3 separate regions of the Mus musculus genome follow, and all the other regions are linked to region 2. Evidence: chromatin loops called from intact Hi-C (ENCODE). Cell type or tissue: heart. All regions are shown on one strand.

The links. Hi-C counts contacts between places; a loop is a spot of excess contacts. Peaks named below come from ENCODE experiments on the same cell type or tissue, not always from the same donor. Only the 100,000 strongest peaks of a DNase experiment are listed, where the experiment ranks them.
Region 1: a loop joins it to region 2, with 13 times the contacts of the local background. A loop is called at or near these places in 32 of 42 quality-filtered maps.
Region 3: a loop joins it to region 2, with 4 times the contacts of the local background. A loop is called at or near these places in 10 of 42 quality-filtered maps.

Annotation. Positions count from the first base shown.
Region 1 is chr12:118,456,862-118,459,361 of GRCm38, forward strand. No RefSeq gene overlaps it. Among named protein-coding and RNA genes, the nearest start is that of Gm25577, 47 kb to the right of the region's middle. In heart, a CTCF peak has its summit at 1,071 (motif pointing right); no DNase peak of the experiment used is centred here; H3K4me3 peaks cover 685 bases; H3K27me3 peaks cover 1,478 bases.
Region 2 is chr12:118,854,172-118,856,671 of GRCm38, forward strand. No RefSeq gene overlaps it. Among named protein-coding and RNA genes, the nearest start is that of Sp8, 8.2 kb to the left of the region's middle. In heart, a CTCF peak has its summit at 1,159; no DNase peak of the experiment used is centred here; H3K4me3 peaks cover 1,221 bases; H3K27ac peaks cover 565 bases; H3K27me3 peaks cover 958 bases.
Region 3 is chr12:118,300,751-118,303,250 of GRCm38, forward strand. Sp4 (trans-acting transcription factor 4) reads right to left here and starts at 690. Exons shown (of 6, transcript NM_009239.4): 1 at 477-690; 2 at 1-58. The coding sequence starts at 483. In heart, CTCF peaks have their summits at 628 and 1,418; DNase peaks (open chromatin) are centred at 581 and 1,401; H3K4me3 peaks cover 2,500 bases; H3K27ac peaks cover 2,488 bases.

The DNA.
Region 1 (2,500 bases), 400 kb before region 2:
TACAAGAAAGAGAAGTCTTCTTTTAAGACAAAGGAATTAAAGATTGCAATCAAATCACAAACTCAAGTTAATTCTGTGGCTGTAAATACTCAGCTTTAGGTTAATAAGCACCTGTGCCATCAGTATGTCTGAACAAGTTCCCGAATACAGTCTTTCAGAAACGTTTGTAACACCCAACAACTGGAAGTCAAGAACGCAACGTTTTCAATTGCTACCTAAAAGCTGGGCAGAACAAGGTATCCTAAAACAACTATGCTTTTAAAACTAATTAGCATATGCAGTGACCTTAAAATGTAAAGATGTTACTTCTGTGAGACTAATTTTCTTCCCCAACCCAATAGGAAGTAAATGGAAATACAGAACGGAAGAGTTCTTATCATAGAATTACTGCTTTTAAATTTCGTGTGCGCGCGCGCACACACACACACACACACACACACACGAATAAAATTTTGTACCCCAGTATACTATTTTATAAAGGCTTGCTGGAACTTAGTTGGAAAGTGATAAAACACAAACTAAGCCAAAGTCAGCAAAAGTCAACAGTTGTGGCGGTTTTGTTTTCTGGTCTTTCCTTCTTGGAGGTCAAGGGATGTAGCTGTGTGTGTGTGTGTGTGTGTGTGTGTGTGTGTGTGTGTGTGTTTTCAAAGGAGGTTTAGTTATAGTCTTTCATTAAAAAAAAAAAGAAAGAAAGAAAAAGAAATGTAGACTCTACCTATTTAGCATCATTGCTCACGCCATGTTTTCTGGCAGTTCCCAAATAATACGAATAGAAACAAACCCGTGTAGAGTGTCCATCGAAGGAAAAGAAGCCTCCTTACCCAATGCTTTAGGCAAGTAGAGACTGAAAGACGAGCATGTTTGTGCGTGTATCTACTTAAATACTTACCATGCTACCATTCTCTTGGAGCTTGCAGTCATATGTGCTTTCTGTGTCCAGAAAAATCAATATTCTTATAGTTTTAAACGGGATTTTTTTCTCCCACGTCAGAAATGGGACTCTTCGACCGCGGCGTTGTGGCTTCAGATCCACAGGGTTGGGGTCCGCTCCCGCGCTGCGCGTTGCCTTTTTCATCAACAGAGGGCGCTCTGCGGTTTTCCAAGGATCCCGGCTTCTCTCACGGCCGAGCTGGGCAGCGGGCGAAGCATCAGTTAGCCGCGTTTGCAGGGTTTTTCCCCCCCATACCAGGCAGAAGCTCTTTCAACTGGCTAGTGTATGATTTATTGGAAATACTACTGATCACTGAAACAACATACGTGAATGAAAGGAAACCCCATGATTTTACAAAAGTCGGGTGACCGTGACATCTAAGGCTGCTAACTAACCCCAACCGGATAGTATTGGAAATGATCATAAGCATAGAACGCAGGCTGATACAGTCTTCACCTTGGGAAGCCAGGGCGACAGCTTTATTTACATGGCCTATCCCAGTCCTGAGCGCGCGAGTGTGCCTGGTTGTGTCCTACTTTAATATATTATACTCTTTTATACCTGATACTAGACAAATGAAATACATAATTCCTCGTGAAGTAATCTGCCTAGGTCCTAATTGACACATTAGGAGAGCTCTGAGAAGCTTTTTCTCTGCTGAAGGTTAGAGAGAAGATACCAGATGCCGATGCTATTAATTTCTCAACAGTCCAAAGCACAAAATTTCAGCTGAAAACTTGAGAGAATGAAAAAAGATATATTTCAAGAAAATTAGATTTTTCTCAGAGTATTTGTCCAAGATCTACATTTTTAGATGCATAATTTATTAGATGTTTCAACACAGAGAAGTAATCATAACCAGCTAACTCGAAGATTGCCAGTTACTATCCTTCCCGGCAAAGTTTTACAAATGTCTTAAAGCCACTGTGAAAGTCAGAGCAGCAACCCTAACAGACGCCAGAATCAACATATTTGACAGAAGTGCGCACGCCATCGTAGCCCATTATTTCAAATGAGAATGTTCCATCTCAAGATCCGGAACGATACCACCAATGACAGAATAAACGGGAATGTGGAAGTCAAACAGCATGACAGCAGCTACTCAGAACTAGAAAATAAGAGCATTGTAACGTATAGGTGTGCTCCAAGGTTCTCCTCTGAGAAAATGTGCTCCTCTGAGAAAATGAGCTCCTTTCCCACAAAGGGAAAGAAATGCCAGGTTTCCTTATGTTGAATGCATGTTTGTGTAATATTGAAGATGATGAAACAAATATTTAACAGCTAGGACAGTGCATTCCCAGCTAACTCATCCCTTTATCGCTTGCTGGTTGGAAGATAAGAACCATCCTCTTTCTTTTGCAAATATGTTTGCCAGCAGCTGTTTCAACATTTATAAAGACCATTCTCACTGATTGCCAAATAACCATAAATTTATTTACGCATATTTTTGAGTTGGAGGCATAAAAATAATTACATGTCTGATTAAATCCACTTATGCCTTCGTGTCTTACTAAATCTATAATAGATATGAATCGTTACAATACACTGCATCTAAGTGCATAAATAATG
Region 2 (2,500 bases):
TCATTTGTTTTTCTTATAAATGAGGTACTGATTTGATTCCAATATTTTTGAATAAGTATGTTTTTAACTTTTTCTGCCCCCCACCCCCTTTAATGTTTGTGTCTAAGCTGGCATTTCTATTTATTCCTTAATTTTACTAAAATAACTACAGGTTCGGGTACCCTGCTCCTCCGCGCGCTTCTTTTCCAAAGTAGCCTTAAAATTCTACGACGGATTTTGGAGACTTTGGAGAGGAGATGTGTAAGAGAGCAATGCTGTACTCTTGAGATTCATTCGGCACCTCTCCGAGTGCTGTCTTCCAAATCATTTTGCTCAGTACAATGGTTGCTGTTACTTAAAAAAACCAAGATGCTTGCTTGTGCCCCTATTTCCTGCTTCCGGATCAAGGGAAAGCCAGTAATCCCTGGGTGTCCTGGACTCTAGCCCCTGGTTCCTGGGGAAGAGCGCGCGGCCACCTTGTAGTCTCTCCCTGGGAGCTGAACGTTGATTCGCTGCTGCTGGTGGGAGGAAAAGAGTATTTTATTTTAGTCCCTGGACGCGTGTTTAATTTAATTTAATTTAATTTCTGTGGGGTCTCTTGGCAGCAGAGAAGCAGGTTTCTACATTGGCTTTGATTCCTGAGCAAAGTCCGGACTCTTAGAACCCTGGGAACAGAGGAGGGCTTGGGGAGGGCATTGGGGCATAATGCGTTCGCTACAAAACAGTCCCTTATCTTTTAAAGCTCTTCTAGTTGGGTTCTTGTTTGCAATCCACTCCCCAATTTGACTGCTCTGGCCTTAAGTTCTACTGAAGGCTCACTGGAAGTGAGCCTGCTCTGCTGAGTTCTCCGCCCCGCCCCCCCTCAAGTTTTCCCGGTCCTCTGGAAACAACCAGGGAAGCCGGGGAAGAGTTCCTAGCCATTCTCCGCTGCCGCCCCTATTACCCCAACCCATCCCGTTCGGCTTGGCGTTCTTTATATGCAGGCAGCCCTTGGGAAGATCCCCAGCCGTCCCAGAAAAGCTTCCAGCTGCTAAGCTGCACCGGCGCCGGCTGCTCCCGGGTAGCGGTGGAAGCCTGGGGTGTCCGTGGCGATTGTGTTGGGACTCTCTGGGCTCCCGGCGCACACAAAGGCTAGGCAGTCGCCTGCACCTTCTGCGCGGACAGCGAGCGCCACCCTGTGCCCCGCGACCGCGCTGCAGAGTCCCGAGCCCGCTGCTCTCCAGCCTGACCTTGGGCTCAGCATCCCTCTCCCCTAAGCCGTCTTGCCACTGAGTCTGGCTGACAGAGAAAGCTTGCGGAGGTTTTTTGTTTGTTTGTGTTTGTCTGCCTGTTTGTTTTTAGATTTAGGAATCAGTTTAGCCACCTAGCAGAAAAGAGAGTTGGTAGGAAGGTACAGACTCATGGTACCGTGAGCAGAAATAAACCTTTCTTAAAGCCTTGTACCTAAAACCCACCTCTTTATTATTATTATTATTATTATTATTATTATTATTATTATTATTATTATTACTTTCATTCTCTCTGCTCTCCACTCTATTCTTTGGCCCATTTGATACCAGGGCACCCTAGCAATCTTCTCCAGACCAAATCTTGGTGATATTTTAAGAGACCCAGGAGAAAGATCAACCATTTGGGAAGAGTACCTCATTTGGAGAATGTGCCTGTAGCATGCAGACTGTCTGAGGAAAAGAGCCCGCATTTGGCAAAACTTTTCCCATCATGGACTTTTGTAGACACAGACCTGTGGGTGTTTGTGTTAACTTGGATCTACTTTTTACCCTTGAGATTGGCCAAGGGTCAAACTTGAAGATTATTAATGGCGCCTGTGGACCATTCTGTATTGGTATGAGGCACCCTCAGACTGAGGCTTTGTGGAAACTCTTCTTAAGCAATAACAGAGAAGCACTATGGGATGCACACTTGTGCAAAACAGGGCTCTCATAGTTACTTCTGTAGTTAAAAATTCTTATTTCCATCGACTCCCTACCTATAGCGGGGGAAGGAAAGAAATAAAATACACTTTATTTGGTGTGTAGAGTGCCCATCACAAGTAAAGCAAAGTGATTTGCAGCGGCGGGTACAAGTAATGTGGCCACCCGCAGCTTTAGAACATAATTGACAACTCCCCCTTCAGAGCACCAGTCTCTTCCTTGAAACCAGCTGGTGACGCAAGCCCACTCCCACCCCCCTCCGGTCCGGAAAGCCAGGAAGCTCTGGAATGCATCGTTCTCTCACCCTATTGTGCCTAGGTGTTGCAAACCACTGAAGGACAGAGCTTTGTGCTTTGATCTCATGTCCCTGCTATTCTGTGGCACAGAGGGGTGAGTTTAAATTAAATTTCTTTCTCTGCTGATAAGTTCTAATGGGCCTCAGAAGGTGAATAATTATGCAGTAACATTTCATGGGTTGTTGGAGTGGGAATTCCCACTGCGCTGTCACCAGGAACAGAATGTTCAATGCTAAATGAAGCTTCTCAAGTAAGCCACAAGTGTCTTTCAAATCCCCCTGCAGATAATCTAGG
Region 3 (2,500 bases), 550 kb before region 2:
TTCCCTCCTTCTGTAGCCATCGCCGCTGCCGCCTCCTCCTCCTCCTCCTTCTTCTGATCTGCAACAACCCCCCACCACCACCAACACACACGACAACAGGTTATTAGGATTATTATTATTCGTTCTCCTCCCTTCTTCCCCCTCCCTCCTCTTGAACATTAATCTCCGTAAACCCGCGATCCGTGCACACCGGCAGGGGGTGGGGGAGAAGGAGGGTAGGGAGGAGGGGGCTCTCACGAAACGTGGTTTGAAACCCGACCCATAGGCTCCAGAGCAACACCCAGAAGGAGGTTGTTCTAGCTCAGACATTAAGACAAAACACAGCCCTCCTTCCCTCCCCCTGGTTCCCTCCCGCCCTCTCCTCCTCCCCTTCCAGCATCTCGGCGGCCCCGGGGGAGGGGGAAGCGAGCAGGGTCTGGGGAGGGAGGGACGAAGGGAGGCGGTGAAGGAGACCGAGGGGGGTGGAGAATACGTACCGCTCATCCCGCATTAACAGGACAAACCCTCTCAGAGACACTGGGATAGAGGTGGGTGGGGGTGGGGGCGAGGCGGGAGGAGAGGCCGGTCCCGCCCGCCCGCGGTGGCTCGGAGGAGGCTGTAGCTGGCACAGGCTCTGCCTCTTTTTCCGCGAATGGCCGCCGCTGGGCTGTGGCGTAGCAGCTCCTCTCTCCGCCCGAGCCCGGCTGACTCGCCCTTGATTGACAGCGGCGGCGCGCGGCGAGGGCGGCGGCGCGGGCCGGGGGGCGGAGCCAGGGCGGCGCGAGCGCGGCGACTCCCCACCCCCCTCGGCCTGCCTCCGCCGGCGCCGCCGACTCTCCACCCCTTCCCCCAGCGGATTGGCCGCCGACCTGCCGGGGCCGGGGCGCTGGGGCCGCCCTTTCTCCTCCCCTTTGCCCGGCTGGTGCTCGCTGCTGTTCGGCTTCTGCCTTCCCGGCCCGCGGAGCGTGCCCTCTCGGTGAGCTAGCTGCGGTTTGCTGCCGGCAGGCCCTCCATACAGCCAAACTTGTTGTCTCAGGATATCCCGCCCCCTACTCAGTTCCCGGCGCCCTCCACTCAAAAGCGCGCCGCAGCATCCTGCGAGGGGCCGCGGAAGGAAGACATGGAGCTAGGCTTAAGGGAGAGGAGCGGGGCGAGCGCGGGGAAGCGTGAGCTCCCTGCGATCCCGTGGTCTGAGTGGACTGCCAGCTGCCCCCTCGGCGTGAGCATGGCTTTTCCTAAGGCGCATCCGGACCCGGGCGCCCTTTTTCCCTGGCTCGGCTCTCATTGGATGAGGCCGCTGACGCACAGTGAGTCGTGGGAGGAGGCGGGCGGGCCTCTCCCGCAAAGGCTTTCGGGCCTCGTAGTTTTTGACGGCTATTCCGATTGAGGCACCGCCTTCCTCCCGCCCCCGAACGCGGCCTGGCTGCGGAGCCTAGAGCTGCCCGAGGGGGCGGTGGCAGCAGGGCGTGGCCGGGGCCGAGTGGGAGTTGAACCCCGCGCGGGGGGGAGGGAGAAATGGGTGTTGTTTGCCTGGGCCTATCGGCCGAGTGGGGCTGCCCGAACCGCCTCTGCCACCGCCCCCTCAGCTGAAAGCCGCTCCCCGCGGGGCGAGCTCACACCCGGAGCGCGCGGCGATTGAGCGGACCGAGGTGTTGGGAGGCGGGGTCTGGTGTCCTCGGGGTTTGAATGAAGCTGACTTGGGGTACATCCCCTTCGCCCTGCTTTCTTTGCTCACCTAGCTTGCCGGGGCCTCCGGTCTCAGCGCGAGGCCTGTGTTCCCACCGAGCAGGAGCTTCCATTTTATTTGTCGTATCTCTGGCTGGCTGCTGGTGCAGATTAGTGACTTGTCTTCTAGGGTGGCCACGAGTGCGCCTTAGAGTCTGCGTTCTTGGCGCGCTTCTCGCTCCTAGAGGTCTCACAAGGTTGTCCGGGCAAAGGAAAGCCTGGCTGCATGTGGGTCAGCTCTGGTCATGGTTTTAGCGTAAGCTTCTAGGCAAGTGGAATTCACAGCTAGCTGCGCAAAGCACTTTGTCAAATGCTCCTGAACCGGCCCCTAGCTTCTCTCCAAAGACATGAAATCAAGATACCAGGGACCGACCATATGAGCGACTGATGAAGTGTACCAAAGCTGGAAATAAGTCCCTAAAAAGAACCTTGGGACAGGACACCATTACACACTAGGCTTAAAGCGTTCCACATTTATTGACGTGGACCCCACATTCAGCTTTGGGTGTTTTTGTCTGGTGCCTGAGGTCTGACATATTGTAAGAGTGAGTGAGGAGTCTGGTTCTGTACTTTACTAGTGTTTCCTTGCTCAAGTATTTAGGGTGATGACAAAGCTGTAGCAGTAAAGTAAAGAAGCTGGAGTAAATTACAATGTTGCCTACTCCATTTTATGAGCTGAAGATACTATAGTAATCTCCTCCCATACACATCCCAATTCACTAGATCTTAGAAAGCTCAGAAGTGCTTGCTATATTATAGATACACAGTCTCACCTCAAGCACCGCCCCGATCCAGT